Linked DNA regions of Homo sapiens: region 1 is linked to region 2. The links are chromatin loops, found by intact Hi-C in ENCODE. Cell type or tissue: heart left ventricle. All regions are shown on one strand. Each heading gives the region's core, and the rest is flanking DNA. Links, peaks and the distances in the headings are about the cores only.

Region 1 (8,307 bases), core at 2,094-7,093, 130 kb before region 2:
TTTGAATGTTTCTTGCAAAGTTAGCCAAGATGTTTTATTCATTTTTGCTATTATAAGTATGGTGTTATTTTTCATGAATCATTTTACTGGTATTTCATCTATATATAAAAGCTATTTTTTGCTACGTTGTGGCTGTTTTACTGTTTTCCAACTTTCTATTATGAAAAATTTCAAACATTGAGCAATGTTAAAAGAACTTTAGAGTGAACCCACTAACTAAATTCTAACATTACCATTTTACTATATTTATTTTTTAAGGCTATTCATTTTTAATATGAATTTTATAACCTGCTACTTTATAAATTTCTCTTATTTTTTATAGAACTTAGAAAAGGCAATCTCGGAGGCATTTCGACCATTATAAAATATATACTATGAAATAGGTTCAGACTAATAATTGAGGGGACCCATTTCTAAACTACACTAATAAAGACAATCATCCTGGAGAGAATGCCTTGAAAAATAATTGCATTATTTTACATAATAAAATATTTTATTATCTGTGAAACATTGCAGGCTTTATCCCTCTCTCAGAGAGTCTCCAGGTATGTTAACATATTAAAGGCTCTGAGAAGACTTACGTATTAAATTTGTCTTTGGAGCTAATAGGACTTGAAAATGTAGCCTTATATCAACAAAATCAGAAGTGACAAGTTTATGTTTTATAAAAAGGACTTAGGCTTTATTTTCCCTAGTGTGGCAGTCACAATTATTTGCCAACCTCTGAGTCTTTGACTACTCATATACCATCCCTACTCCTCCTCTCCCAACTGAAATCTGATTCTGTTCAGATATTGGAGGCCACCAATGTGAGTAAGGATTTCTGGACTTTTCACTGAGTTAATCCTGATTTGTCTAAGCCAATCCAATCTCCTCTGCAAGAACTGGTTTAGGAACAAGGGATAGGATACAATTCTAGCCAATGAGATATAAGGAAAGAGTTTGCCATTGTGGAAGTCAGTGTGGCGATTCCTCAGGGATCTAGAACTAGAAATACCATTTGACCCAGCCATCCCATTACTGGGTATATACCCAAAGGACTATAAATCATGCTGCTATAAAGACACATGCACATGTATGTTTATTGCGGCATTATTCACAATAGCAATGACTTGGAACCAACCCAAGTGTCCAACAATGATAGACCGGATTAAGAAAATGTGGCACATATACACCATGGAATACTATGCGGCCATAAAAAATGATGAGTTCATGTCCTTTGTAGGGACATGGATGAAACTGGAAATCATCATTCTCAGTAAACTATCGCAAGGACAAAAAACCAAACACCGCATGTTCTCACTCATAGGTGGGAACTGAACAATGAGAACACATGGACACAGGAAGGGGAACATCACATTCCGGGGACTGTTGTGGGGTGGGGGGAGGGGGGAGGGATAGCATTAGGAGATATATGTAATGCTAAATGATGAGTTAATGGGTGCAGCACACCAGCATGGCACATGTATACATATGTAACTAACCTGCACATTATGCACATGTACCCTAAAACTTAAAGTATAATAATAAAATAAATAAAATAAATATTAAAAAAAAAAGAGTTTGCTGGGGAACTTCTGAGAAAGTTTATTTATTCTTACAAAGAGATTAGTCAATTGTGTCAAAAATCCCCCACACCACACCCGGCCCACGCACCCCGCAACTACTCCAGTCATTTTGTAGTCCTGAGGAGACCATAGCATACCAGTGACAAAGGATAAATTCTTGATAGGGAAGTGAAAATGCAACTGAGCTGTGAGTTAGCCAAGCTTGAAATCACCCTCCACATGGTCTTCCGAGTAATACATGAAATGGTTCACCCATTTACTAAAGCTTGATCGTCAGTATTTTCCAGGTTTATTTAACTACTACACTTCTTATTCATATACCCATTTACAAAATTCTAAGGGACTAGCATTAAACACACCCACACACACACTGAAATACAATGTTAAGAGATATTTTCAACAACATAGCTTGAAGTGGACCAAAGAAAAATCAGCTTTTTTTTCAATTAATTCTTCATTAACAGGACGTTCTTTTGATCTCTGTGATTTAATAAGACATTATTATATTCTTTATTTGGAGGAGGTTCATCCTTTTCATCACGTTTTCTAGGAAAGAGTCTGCGGTTTAGATAAAATGAGAACTCTGAAGCATTATCTTTTACCTCTCTAGTATGCAAAGCTTAACTTTTCACGTCTCCCGATTTTCTTCTCATTATTACTTTTACCCAGAGTCCAGTATTTATCTTTAAAAGGCACACTCTTTTAACCTTCTGTTGAATAAATTGTCAGTTGCATTACACAAGAATAACCCATAAATTCTTTCACTCTCAGAATTTCTAATGGTCATGCTATGGGGAAGATCTTTTCTTTGAAAGACCTGTTTAATTTGCCCATTCAGCATACTGCTCCCTCAGAATATATGCCTTAGTTAAAATGTATCAGCAAATTATTAGGATAAAAAAGATATGGAAAATGAAAGATATAATGGATTTGAAATTGTTAATATAAAAAAAAATCCTGGCCGGGCAAGGTAGCTCACGCCAGTAATCCCAGCACTTTGGGAGGCCGAAGTGGGCAGATCACCTGAGGTCAGGAGTTCAAGACCAGCCTGGCCAACATGGTGAAACCTCGTCTGTACCAAATACACAAAAATTAGCCGGGCTGTGGCGTGTGCCTGAAATCCCAGCTACTCGAGAGGCTGAGACAGGAGAATTGCCTTGAACCCAGGAGGTAGAGGCTGCAGTGAGCTGAGATCGCGCCACTACACTTCAGCCTGGGCTACAGAATGAGACTCCGTCTCAAAAAAAAAAAAAACAAAAAAAAAAAAACAAGACCAAAAACAACAACAACAAAATCGTGTTTCAAAAGGAAAACCAAAAGAAAGAGATGGAGTTATGAGAAAACAAATCAAAGATGTTTACTAATGTAGACTGAGACACACAGATGCCAGAAAGATTCAGCAGATCTGAACAACCAGCATAAGGCTTCTCATGTGGTTTTAAGGGAGTGAATAATTGAAATTTTTATTTCAAACATTAATTGAAGTGATTTGCTTTGGAAAGTCTGATCTGAAGCTGTGTACACTTGTGCTGGCAGTGCTTTTAGACTTTGCATTACACAATTTTATTGAATGTAAAGCCTCAAACTTAAATATTTCTTGAGGCTGAAGTCCTGAGTAGTAACAGCATACAATTAACTTAAATATTGATGTTTGGATCTATTGTAAGTGATAAATGCTTCAATAAATAGTAAATGAATGTATTACAAGAGCTTTGAAAAAGAGAGTCAGGGCATATTTGATTTGTGACAAACTGCTATATTCTGGGTGAAGGGGACACAGGGACAGCAGGGTGAATATCCTGGAGTGTTACAGAATGTTGCTGGGTTCTGAAAGTGCTACAGTAACCCAGCAAGCCTTATTACAAAGCTGCTGCAGCTTTGTAATATTTAAAGATAAACAGATAAATAACTCTGTCAACTGGGTATTGTTCCCCCTCAAGGGTATGCATTTCTCTGTATAAAATGAATATTAATGTGAAACTAAGATTCTGTGTTATATTGAAGTTGACTTTGGTGCATCTTTCATAGTGTCCACATTTAGAGAATCCCAGAGTAAAATCCTATGGCCTTGTGAGAATTATCAGTAGAAGCAAAGTCAGGTCTGGAATGAGCCAAAATGTCTGCAGTATTGCTGTGCCTCTATTTGCAGGTGAAGATAAGTGAGAATTGAATGTGATGAGCGACTCCTGAAAAGAATGCTGGGGTTCACAGGGGGTCACAGCACCACCCGCAGCACGTGTTAATTGCGAACTTTCTGTGCACCAGGTCCTGTGGAAGCACTTTTCATGATTTGACTTTTTAACCCTCACAGCACACTTCTGGGATAAGTACTATTAATATTATTTTCTCCATTTGTCTTCCGTTTCTTGCCTCTCTGTTACTTCATTGCCCATTATAAAAAATGAGCCAAATGGTTTCTTCCCTATCCACACAGGGAAAAGGGACAGTCTTGTCCTCCTTTAATTCTTTTCATTTTCAATATTAGTTTAGAGCCATAAGTAATCTAAAAGTTCATGCGGGCCATGATTTTTATTTACATCCTCTTATACCTACTGAATGTTTCAGCAGAATTTCCTGCAAGGAGGAAATGGATGGTTTTGACAACCACCATTGTATTCTTGCTTGACTTCCCTTTGGGTGGAAAAGTTAACGCCCAGAACAACTGACACAAGGCCAGCAGAGGAAGGAAGAAAACAACGCAGAAAGGCCAGATGACTTACCCATTGATCGTCCAGCTTAAATGACCAAAATTTGATTGCAATTGAACCATTAACATCCTAATGTTCTGCAGAAGTACTGAGTGCTCTGTTAAAGACTCAAAAAGAATTACAGCAAAGGAGAAAAACTGTCTAGCCAAAACCCATTATTTCTAAGCATTTTTCAACTAGGATGCTTCCTGGGGGGCTATTCATCTTCACTTAAAACTGTGTTTTCTTCTGCAATTCCATTTTCAATTTTCAGGTAAGTGCAAGGAAAGATACATGCAGTGAATAAATGTGTGTTGGGAGCAGGGGGTGGATGGTGGGGATATGTTTAGGTACAATGCACACAGGGACTGAGGTTGAAAGGAGGAATGTTTCAGTCTCAATGTTTACACACTCCAAACATGTGAAAGGTGTCCTGAGAGACTCCACCAAGGACTTTATGGCCAAGAGCAATTTGTTGTGGGTAATGCCAATCTGTTCAGTAAAGGTAAAAACACCGTTTGTCACTAAAACTGACATAAGAAAACTTAATATACCTTGTTACCAGACAAACAAACAAAAAGATATGGTTTCCTAAAGAAGCACAGAGATTCAGTTTCAATGTCTTACATAGATTTCCTTCTCCTAAGCTTTCTTAAGCCAAATTTCTACTTCAACAATTTTGATTGCTCCTCTTCTATAAGCCATAGAATCATTGAAAAAGTATTCTTTCTAGAACAGACTTAAAGAAATGTCTCTATAGATGCCTGTCCTCTTAGCTCATTCCTCAACCAAACCTCCTTCAATAAGGAGGTTGTACCACTCTGAAACTCTGTTTATGCCATCCCAGGAGTTGTATTCAGGTTGAACTTTCAGGACATTCATGAATCTGTTTATTCACAAATGCATTAAGAAGCCAGATGAAAAACGAATCTGTGCAATTACCATCAATCGTTGCTAAAAGCATGAGATAAAAGGATGATGTGAACTTTGCAGTGAATAGATCAGGTTGACAACACTGGAACCATAGCTTAATCTTTTTTCCTCCTCCTGTTTTGTTCTTGACATTAGCAAGTTTTTTGTTTGTTAGTTTGGAAAATGGCATTGCATACGTATGTAGGCATGTAAAAAAACAATTAACAAAAATCTTCACAAAAACATAAATTTTCAGAGTAGAAAGGAAAATGTCACCTTGTAGTCTTGCCCCTAGAATAGTCCCTCTTCTAAATATAACTACTCTCATTTCTTATGTTAATAACACACAAAATTAAGAAACAGATTCTATGTGTTTTCTAAAGTGTTGCAATACTAAATGTATACCACCAAGTGGTAGAAATTCTGTCAAATACATAACCAAATCAACACAGAAAGAGAGAGAGAGACATAAACCTGATCAAGCTCTGGATCTATGTATTAATTTACAGGAAATGCAGAAAATAAAGAAAATGTCAATCAAAAGTAAAATTCAGTTCCCAATAATAAGCTGTTTTGACAAATGGCAAGAAGTAAAAGAACGGAGGGAAACATATTTAGATTACAAAAAAATTGAGAAACATATCAAATAAAGGTGGGATGTGCAATGTATTTAGATCCTGATGTGAAAAAAAAAATTTTATAAAGACATTTATGAGAGAAGGGAGAGACTAGCTATTCCATGATGATAATGAACTATTGTCTTTTGTGTGTATTGTACATTTTTTGAGAGCAATTATATCTTAAAGTTGCATGCTGAAGTGTTTAAAATAAAACCATATGTAGAGGTTTACTTTGAATTGGCCAATGGTGAGGAAAAAAATATGTATAGGGTATCTGTAAAAATAAATTGGCCAGATTATGACAGCTGTTGGGGTTCAGTGATGGATACATGGTGATTCATTACACTACTCTTTCTGCTTTTGTGTTGGTCTGAAGGATCACATGATGCTCATGAAAATAAAAACAGAAGAGGGAGAAGACCAGAAAAAGAGAAGGAAGTAGAATAAAAAGAGGAGGAGGAGGAGGATGGAAAAGAAAATGAGGAAAATAAAAAAGAAGATCAAGATGATATAAGGGGGAAACAGGGAGGGTATGGGGGGGAGGCAAGAGAGGAGATGAAGTTAGTTGCATCTAAGGATATCTACCATGTACCAGACAGAGACACTCTACTAAAGATGAGGGATACAGATATAAATAATTATACAACATGTTGTCAGCTTTCACAGTTCTACTCAAATACTTCTGCTGAAAACCAGGGTTTCCACTCTCATGTCAAGTCTTACAGATGCTCTTGGATTAATGTGCTTCCCATGTATCTAATTAAGGGGCACACATATTGCAGAAGCTATGCTATATGGGAAGGTTCATCTAACTCCCAAGGGACTTTAGTCCCTTCCTGGATGAAACCTAGGCATGTTGTGGGGATGGAATGATTGCATCTCACTGCTACCATGCCCCTTCACCTCCTTAAGCACACAGAGAAGACATAAGGGAATTAATCTCACTTCAGAATTTGAAAGGACATTTCAGAACCATCAGTTTTATCAAAGTTTATTTTTACAAAAGTCATAATCGCAAGTTCTAGTTAGAGCAGTCAGGCAAGAGAAAGAAACAAAAGGCATCTAAATAGGAAACAAAGTCAAACTATCTCTGTTTGAAGATGCTGTGAATTCATTCCTATAAGACCCATAGTCTCAGCCCAAAAGCTCCCAGAACAATTTCAGCAAAGTTTCTGGATACAAAATCAATATATGAAAATTAGTAGCATTTCTATATACCAATAGCATCCAAACTGAGTACCAAATCAAGAATGCAATGTCATTCACAATAGCCACAAAAACTCAGGAATATAGCTAACCAGGGAGGTGAAAGATATCTAAAACAACTACAAAACACTGCTGAAAGAAATAAGAGATGACACAAACAAACAGAAAAGTATTCTATGTCCATGAATAGGAAGAATCAATATTGTTAAAATGGCCATACTGCCCAAAGCAATTTGCAAATTAAATGCTATTTCTACCCAACTACCAACTACATTCTTCACAGAATTAGAAAAAAAAAAGCTATTCTAAAAGTCATATGGAACCAAAAAGAACCCAAATAGCCAAAGCAATCCTAAGCAAAAAGAACAAAACTGAAGGCATTATATTACCCAACTTCAAGCTATACTATAAGGCTACAGTAAACAAAACAGCATGGTACTGACACAAAAACAGACACATAGACCAATGGAATAGCTTAGAGAGCCCAAAAATAAAGCTGCACACTTACAGCCATCTGATCTTTGACAAAGGTGACAAAAATGACCAATGGGAAAAGGATTCACTCAATAAATGGTGCTGGGATAACTGGTTAGCCATATGCAGAAGACTGAAACTGTACCACCTCCTTACACCATATACAAAAATTAACCCAAGATATATTAAAAACTTAAATGTAAAACTTAAAACTATACAAACTCTTTAAGAAAATTTGGAAATATCATTCTAGATATAGGCCCTGGCAAAGATTTTATGAAGATAACAAAAGCAACTGCAACAAAAATTGACAAATGTGACCTATTTATACTAAAGAGCTTCTACACAGCAAAAGAAACCATCAATGGAGTAAACAGACAACCCAAAAAATTGGAGAAAATATTTTCAATGTATGCATCCAACAAAGGTCTAATATCCAGAATCTATAATGAACTTAAATAAATTAACAAGCAAAAACCAAATAATCTTATTAAAAAGTGGGCAAAGGACACGAACAGACACTTCTTTTCAAAAGAAGACATATTCATGACCAAAACACATGAAAAAAATGCTCAACATCACTAATCATTAGAGAAATGTAAATCAAAACCATAATTAGATACCATCTCACACCAGTCAGAATGGCTATTATTAAATGGTCAGATGCTGGTGAGGTTGCAGAAAAAAAAGGAATGCTTATACACTGCTGGTGGGAATGTAAACTAGTTCAGCCACTGTGGAAAGCAGTTTGGTCATTTCTCAAAGAGCTTAAAACAGAATTACCATTTGACCAAACAATCCCATTACCGAGTATATACCCAAAGGAACATAAATTGTTCT
Region 2 (8,307 bases), core at 1,361-6,360:
CAATATTTATACATTTCTAATTTCAACACAAAGGGTATTTGTTTAAAATATTAAATCTCTCTCTCTCTCTCTCTCTCCATTTTACAACTTTGCTGCCACTCATGAACCACAAGCTGTACTGACTTCATGATTGTAAGAGCATTCGTTAGTTTATATTTTCCCTTAGGGACAATTCTTGCATGGATATTTTCACAAAGTTCATAATTTCTATAAAAAACGCATGTGAAATAGCTTCACCTTATAATAGAAATTTACCAAAATATTATTTCCTGTGGTGATAAATATAGGGATATATATTAATAGCAAAGGTAACAATCTGTCTTGAAGCTATCTGAACTTTCACTCTACAGTAATGACTTATACTCCTTATTTTTAAAAAAATCATCATTTTGTAAGGCCCATTTATTCAACAGATATTTTGTAAGAGTCCATTAATTTACAGGTAATATTCAAGTGCTGGGTATACAGAGGTGAATAAGAAAGGTATTTTATTAAGAATACCTTAGGTTGCATATAACAAAATATATAGCTTAAAAGGGGCTTAAAGATAACAGTAATTTTTCTAACATAAGAACAAATACTAATGTAGATAATTCCAGGACTGGTTTGACAGCTTAAGTAAGGTCATCATGGGCCTAGGCTTTTTGCTTTTTCTATCTGTCTTTTCTGCCTTCCTCTGGTATTAATATTTCCTTTCTGTGAAGATGGCTATAGCAGCTCCAAGTATCCTGTCCTCACATGATAACATTAAAAACAGGAGGAGAGGCTGGGCGCAGTGGGTCACGCCTGTAATCCCAGCACTTTGGGGGGCTGAGGAGGGCGGATTGCCTGAGGTCAGGAGTTTGAGACCAGCCTGACCAACATGGTGAAACCCCATCTCTACTAAAAATACAAAAACTAGTTGGGCGTGGTGGCAGGCGCCTGTAATCCCAGCTACTTGGGAGGCTGAGGTAGAAGAATTGTTTGAACCCGGGAGATGGAGGGTGCAGTGAGCCGAGATCACATCACTGCATTCCAGCCTGGGTGACAGAGTGAGATAAAAAAAAAAAAAAAAAAGAAAAAAAGAAAAAAAAGGAGGAGAAGGCAGGAGTTTCTCATGTGAGAAGGGTCACTGCATACCCTGGTTTGGCTGGGACAATCACAGTTTATGGCCCTTTTACTTCTAAGGTGTTCTGGTTTGGATAAAATGTTATATAGTTGCCCTATTAACATGACATTTTTTTTTTCTAAGGGAGGGAAATATCTCTATGAAGTTCCCTCAGATAATGTCATCATCCATCCCAATGGTCAGGATTAAGTCACTTGTTCATCCTCTAACTGCAGGGAAGGTTGGGTAAGTCAGCATTTGGCATTTTAAACCAACATATTGGGAGAAGTTTTCTGCTTATCAAAAAGGCCAAGAGAATGTCAAGAACATCAGTCACAAATGACAAATCCACAGTCTCCTTGAGGTAACTGGAATTTCACCAAGCTACAGTCTGCAGGAATAAATGGAATAATATCACTCGACCCTACCAAGCCCCAGGGACACTTTCCCACATGGCTCTTGCAGTATGTCCCCAAAGGTTGTCCACCTACTTCTCTCATATGAGTCTACTGATTGCCTCCCTTCCTTTTGAGGAACTGCTCTCTTCTTCTGGGATCCTCTGGCCACAGTAGCACTGCCAAGACACTGCCAAGTAGCATGTTTTCTACTGACCCTGGAAGCCCCTCCTTTGCATTGCTGCCAAGACACCGCATGTGGTGTCAGAGCTGTTCAGACATCTGTGGCAAAGTAAGGGACAGGGCATCGCTCATCATTTATTGCCCGCTGTTAAAAAGTTCCAAAGCACTGCTCCTAGTGTCCTAAATGCTACCAAAGGTTTCAGTTAAACAGAGCTTGAGGGAGACAGGACTCAGATTCATCAATATTCAGCTCTCCTTTATTTTCATAAACAAGCTCCTTGAAAGGAAAATTTGCTATGACTTTGTTATTGGTTAATGATAGAGGAGGAGAAATCATGGACATTTCTTACAGGTAAAAGCATTTGTGAGTAGTGTATGTGAATCTACCACTCTCTTTCCAAAGCTGTACAGTGGTGAAAGAAGAATGTGTTGAGGCCGGGTGCAGTGGCTTATGCCTGTAATCCTAACACTTTGGGAGGCTGAGGCTGGCGGATGACTTGAGGTCAGGAATTCAAGAACAGCCTGGCCAACATGGTGAAACCCTGTCTCTACTAAAAATACAAATATTAGCCAGGTGTGGTAGCACATGCCTGCAGTCCCAGCTACTCAGGGAGGCTGAGGCAGGAGAATCACTTAAACCCGGGAGGCAGAGGTTGCAGTAAGCCAAGACTGCGCCACTGCATTCCAGCTTGGGTGACAAAGCGAGACTCCATCCCAAAAAAAAAAAAAATGTATTGAAACACAAGTGCCATAAGATTGAGACGGCCCAGATTGCAGAACAATACAGGGAGGATAAATGCCCTGGGAAGTCTCCTAGAACCACAGAAGACTTTACATGGGTGAGAAATATTCATGCATTCCATTAGTCCATTGAGAGTCTATCTGTTGCCACTATGTAGCTTAGCCTATCAGACTGAGATCCTTTCTTATGTATGGTCTGCCTGCCTGTTCCCTGTGGGATTTCACCTATGAGTCCAGTGGATGCTGGCCTTGGAAGAGGGAAGTTTGTCTTTTCCTTTTGACAATGAAAACTTATTTACTGGATCTGGCTCATTTTATCATTCTTCCTGTAGAAGAAGTTGTCTCTCAAAGCTCTTCTCAATTCTCAATTAGATTTCTGGAGAATGACCGCATAGTTCATCTACATTTCCCAGGTATATTTGAATCTATCTTTTTTAAAAAGATTTTTCTCTTTACTATTTTATTCTTGACCTCTAGAACTTGTTCATAAAGGATATATGTATCATTTTGATCCTACTTAATAACCTTGATATATACAAAGAATAACTAATTATATGTGACAGATGCTTCAAAGTGGAATAGACACAGCACACCTGAGGGGATGAGATGTGGAACAAGGCTGATGTGATGAGGAAAGGAAAGTATGGAAGGGTAGATGAGACTTATAATGGGGCTCAGAGAATGCAGAGATCTCATGCGAGAGGGATAAGGGAAGAGAGAAAAAAGAGAGTGGAATGATGTAGGCTAAATGGCACTTGGATAGGGTATAACTCAGAAACCATAAAAAGTGGAACAAAAGGCCCTGAAGAAGCTTTCAACCATATTTTCAAGTAGTTTGGGCTCAACTATATTTTTTCAAGTAGTCTGGGTTGCAAGTGACAGAAACCCACTCTGCCACAAATAGCAGGAGTACAGGTTTATCATGCAGTATCTCATTGCTCTCTTATCAAACAAGGTGATAGGGCCAAAAGACATACGCATTGCTTAGAAGCAGCATTGTGGTTCAAGGCAATATTTTCTTTCTCATTTTTTTTCCCCATTCACCTAGAGAAACCCTGTGACACAGGTAGACCATTGCAGGTAATCAAGAGAAGCTAAAGTAGGGCATATCTAAATTGGAGCCAGGAATATTTTAGTTCAGATCTTCACAGCTTTGTTCTTTCCAGTTTTAGGAAAAATAAAGAATTCATTCAAATCATAAGTAAAAATTACTATTATTTTTAAAAAGCTAGCTCTTTAATGCTGGGTCCAGAGTATGTTTTGTCTATTCCTACATACATTGCAGATTTAACTCATGAACCAAGCTGTTCTACAGTCCCATTTGAAAATCATCACCAATTGTGAGAGTCATTATAGTTAGTTTTGAAAATCTACCCTTCATTATACTAGCTTCCTAATGTTAATGAGTATGGAAGAGATGAAATTATGCTGGTCCATGACCCTTGTTGGCCATAATTAGAGGATGCCTAGGACAGCCTCCTTTCAGAGAAGCAGAGCACTTTGGAGGATGAAGAGTTGAAGGCAACGTAGGCCATTAGTACTCTGCAGATTCCTTGGAGGCTGCAGAGGATTATTAAGAGTCTAGTTAATGGGGCAACACATGAGTGAGGAAATGCCAGGGATTCCTTGGCTCATCAGACAATGCAGACACACTAAAAATTACAGAAGTGTTTTGGCTCAGGAGCTGGAGGAGTGCTGCCAAGTTCTAGAGACATTCCCCAGATTTCCCATAAACACTGGGCAGGCAGCGGGACCACAGCCACCCCTCCAGGAAACTGGCTCCTTTCATCATTAAATCGAAAGGGGGGAAATGACACCCTTGGCTAAGAAACACTAAAGTTCCCTTTTTCCACAAATGGAGAATAAGTACAGATAGAAGAGAAAGGCCACTTTCAAAGAGGCAATAAATCTGCCAGCATTTTGGCCTAACACAATTTCTGCTTATTTTGAATGCATACTCAGAAAAATGCCGGCCGAAAATCCAGATGTTTGCTGAACGTAGTCATGATATGGATCTAAAGGGAAAAAAAGGTAGATTACTGATTGGCTTTTCCCTTCCATCTGAGGGTATAGCATTATACAACACAAAGATATAGGAATGGAGCAGTATCATGAATATTTGAAAAATATTCTACCCCAGCATAATTCAATATGAAACATCTGCAAAACAGGAAAAAGATAAAAGGAAACAAACAAGAAAACAAGCAAATGACTGTAGGGAAGGACAGGAAAACTTACTTGCCCACATAGGCTCTGCTCCATTTATAGTTTTATCTTAGATTATTTCATAGTTTTGTTCAGAAGCTTTGGCATAACTGAATGCATTTCTTCTTTTTTAACTTTCATAGAAGTGACACTGTAAATGCATAGATGCTATCTTAATGTTCTGTCTGCTACGAAAGTGAACAAAACTTGATTGTTCTTTATAAGAAATGTACCTAGGCAATATGGCTAGATGGAAGCCACAGCATTTTTGTACATGGCCACAAAAAATCTTCACTCTTCTCTGGGTGAGATTAGAAAATTTCATATGAACTCTTGCTATTCCATCACATTCTAACATTGTTTTTAAAACAGTGCTCTCCAATTTCATTCTTTGGAATCTTAATTTTTACTTTGCTAGTTCATGATGCTGTTCTTTGTCTGATTTTGTAAATTTGTATATTTCTATATCTACATGAAAATAATATTTTACCTCAATAATTTGTTAAACCTTTGAGATAACCCAGTAAGTTCCCTAAAATATCAGGCATCAGGGGTTAATGGCCATGGAATATGTGCATTGTGTCTACATGGCATCCACAGCCTAGGAAGAGAGGACCTCAGTTGAAGCCCTGAAAGTTCTTCGTTTTCCTTGAATCTCACCCAACTCTTGCCCTTCACCCCTCCTTACAGTCACCTGAGTGAACTTCTAAACCTTCCAATGCCACCACAATCACATCTCACACATGCGGATGCTCTTCAGATTTTCAGCATAAAGTAACAAACTCCTTAGTACAGTTTTCAAGACCCTTTGCAATGCAACTTCTGGCCCACTTTCAAACTGATTTTGTGCCATGTCCTTATATGATCTGCGATTCCTCCATCCCTCCAGACACATAATCACTTAAGAATGTGTTTGAGCACCTACAACTTTCAGCAAAGAACCATGTGCTGGGGGTACGATGGTGCATAATAGGGATATTTCTAGACAGAGACAAGTAAAGAGGTAGTTCCAACAGTAGGAGATGTGTGGGATGCCATAGAAGGAATGGAAGGGGTTTCTAACCCACACTTGGTTGGGGTGAGATGGCCACAGATGGCTCCCATGAAAAATTAACATCTGAGACCCCCAAAATAAATAGAAGTCAATCAACCAAACAGTGTAGCAATGATTAGTACTCTAGAAGAGGAAAGGGTCTCCCCAGTGTCTTGTAAATAGGAACATTCTTAAAGAACTGGAAGGATTTTAAGAAGGCAGGAGTGCAGGACAGTGCTGCAGAATGAATTATTTGTATTTTCCCTAATGTGTCCTGTTCCTTCATTTCCCTGTATCTCTGAGGGAACTTTCATCCCAGTTATCACTTCTCGCATCCAACGATATCTTCCCCAACCATATCACCACCACCCTAGGAAAGCCTCCATGGTAACTCTCTGTGCCCTCCATACTGTACTTACAATGTTTCCCATGTAGTCTCTGCCTGTTCTGACACCTGCACTCAGCTCTGTATGCTTTGAGGGTGAGAATTTTGAGTCCTCATCTTTTGTTTTCCTGACTCCTAGCACTGAGCAAGGCACACAACAGATACACAGTTTTTCCAGTGCAAGGAATGGAGAAGGTTAAAATATCGTCCTTTATTCTTGCAACCCATCTGCAAATGCATTGGTCTGGGTTGTAAGATAGGCAATCTTTTCTGGATATGTACTGGGGAATGAAATTAATTCAAAGCCTCCCAGTGAAAACATGGGTGACTCATGAGATTTTTATCTCCTCCAGATAACAGAAAGGAAACAGTGACAGAACCACAACCTGATTTGTCTAAAAAGCCTACACAGAACATGCAGCCTTCTGAGGAGAATAATTAATTAGATTTGAGTGGAGAGAGAATAGAAAATGCAAATATTTGATCCCTTTTTGAGTGAGAGGATAGAGTTCTTTTTAATGCGCAAAGCATGTTTTAGAGAATCTTTGGAGACATGGCCCATCAGAAAAGGAACACAAAGCAGGCTATCAGCAGAGAAGCTCCTTTTACACAGCGTCTTCTTTTAGAAACAACTTTTCTTTCCAAATTAAAGAATAACATAACTTATAATCGGCAAATTTTGTCAGATTACAGGGTGGCAACAGACACTCTTTCCTACTTCTGCCTCTCAAAATATCTTTGCAGTAGCAAGGAAGGCAAAGAAAGAGGCATAAGTTTAGAAAGGCAAGAAAAGGAGAGAGTGAAAACAAAAGGGACCTAGGAAGGTGAGGGGATGCTGGTGCCTGAGAGAGGTGGTGTGCTGTATTACAGCCTCCCTGAGCTGGAAGGGACCTTGAGAGATAAGGGGGGAAAGGGTTCTTGTACTTCTTCTAATAAGGAAATAATGGATGCGTTACAAAGTGAAAGGATTCTCTTGGAAAACGTAGCTCACTTATACACACTTGGATGTGTATACTTTACTTATTAATGATAATGCTCTCCTCTCAGAAAGTTCCTATGGCATGAATGAAAAAGAAAGAATGTTTTTGCTAATCGTGATATTATGAAAATAATATGATCTCCTCAAAAGAGGAATTTCAACTAAAAGAACAGACCAGGTGTGTGGCCTCATTTGCATTTCATGGCTATAAGTTTGAAACAACCCCACATGAGTTTGGTAAAAATGCCAAACCCCTAAAAAGTCACATGCTTGGCCATTCAGCATGGCACCAGAACTTCTCTCAGCAAACCTACTGCTGATGAAACCCATACCTTCCACCGTGGCTCGCTTGGGCTGAATGGTGATGGCCCCTTCTGCGATATCTTCATGCTGGTGCAGTGGGTTTATTTTGGATCCCCAGCTGTCTGATCCCACCCAAAGAAAATGGCCAACTTGGTCAGCTCTTTTGGCTGCTGCAAGGATCTGCCTGTGGAAAGAAATATGGAAAGTTATATTAATGATAAAGAACGTCAGCTGAATCCGTGTAGATTGCAAGTCAGCAAAAGGAAAGGTACTATTCTTCCTCAAAAAGTAAATAATTGCAAAAAACTTGATAAAGAATTTATATCCCTAATATATAAAGATATTTTGTAAACCAATAATGAAAAAGCATCTTCAGAAACAAGAGCAAGTAATAGTAATTGTTAAAAGATAAAAAGATAAATACAAATGTCCAATAAGGTAAAGACACATATTTACATATGTTAGAAAGGATGGAAGTGCAAATTAGACAAAGATACCAAATTCATTTCACATATTGGCCAAAATGTTTGTTTTGTTTTAAGAGTTTTGGCTTGGGGCTGGAGAAATGAGCACTCTCATTTACTGCTGATGGTATACACTATCTCTGAAAAGCAATATGATTATGAATTAAAGATGTTAATTATTTATTAAAATAAACAGAACTCCATGTGAAACATGAAAAATTTATAACTTGTGTATGATTGAAAGTATTATATATACATAATCAGGACAATGGGAGCAAATAAAAGAAAAAAGGGAACTAGCTATTAATGAAAAAGTTATTGCAATAGTACTTTTGGAAGAGGGGATTGATGAGATGTAACTGCATTGGTAGATCAGAAAAAGCTACAACTGAAGCCCCTTTGGTGGGTAAGACCACAGGATAAGTGGTTTGTTTGTCTCTTGGGACTTGGGAGTATCAGGCACCACAGAGCTACATGGCTAAATGCAGGAAGATTGGGTCAAAGATTGTGAATAAGCTGACAAAGGCCAGTT

What was found. Hi-C counts contacts between places; a loop is a spot of excess contacts. Peaks named below come from ENCODE experiments on the same cell type or tissue, not always from the same donor. Only the 100,000 strongest peaks of a DNase experiment are listed, where the experiment ranks them.
Region 1: it touches region 2 in a loop (2.4-fold over the local background); 2 of 110 quality-filtered maps call a loop at or near these places.

The regions. Positions count from the first base shown.
Region 1 is chr3:7,440,980-7,449,286 of GRCh38, reverse strand. All of the region lies in intron 5 of GRM7 (glutamate metabotropic receptor 7), which reads right to left. Among named protein-coding and RNA genes, the nearest start is that of GRM7-AS1, 90 kb to the left of the region's middle. In heart left ventricle, for the core only: no CTCF peak of the experiment used is centred there; no DNase peak of the experiment used is centred there; H3K27ac peaks cover 1,501 bases.
Region 2 is chr3:7,305,686-7,313,992 of GRCh38, reverse strand. It overlaps GRM7 (glutamate metabotropic receptor 7), which reads right to left. Exons shown (of 10, transcript NM_000844.4): 4 at 7,341-7,495. Among named protein-coding and RNA genes, the nearest start is that of GRM7-AS1, 230 kb to the left of the region's middle. In heart left ventricle, for the core only: no CTCF peak of the experiment used is centred there; a DNase peak (open chromatin) is centred at 4,142.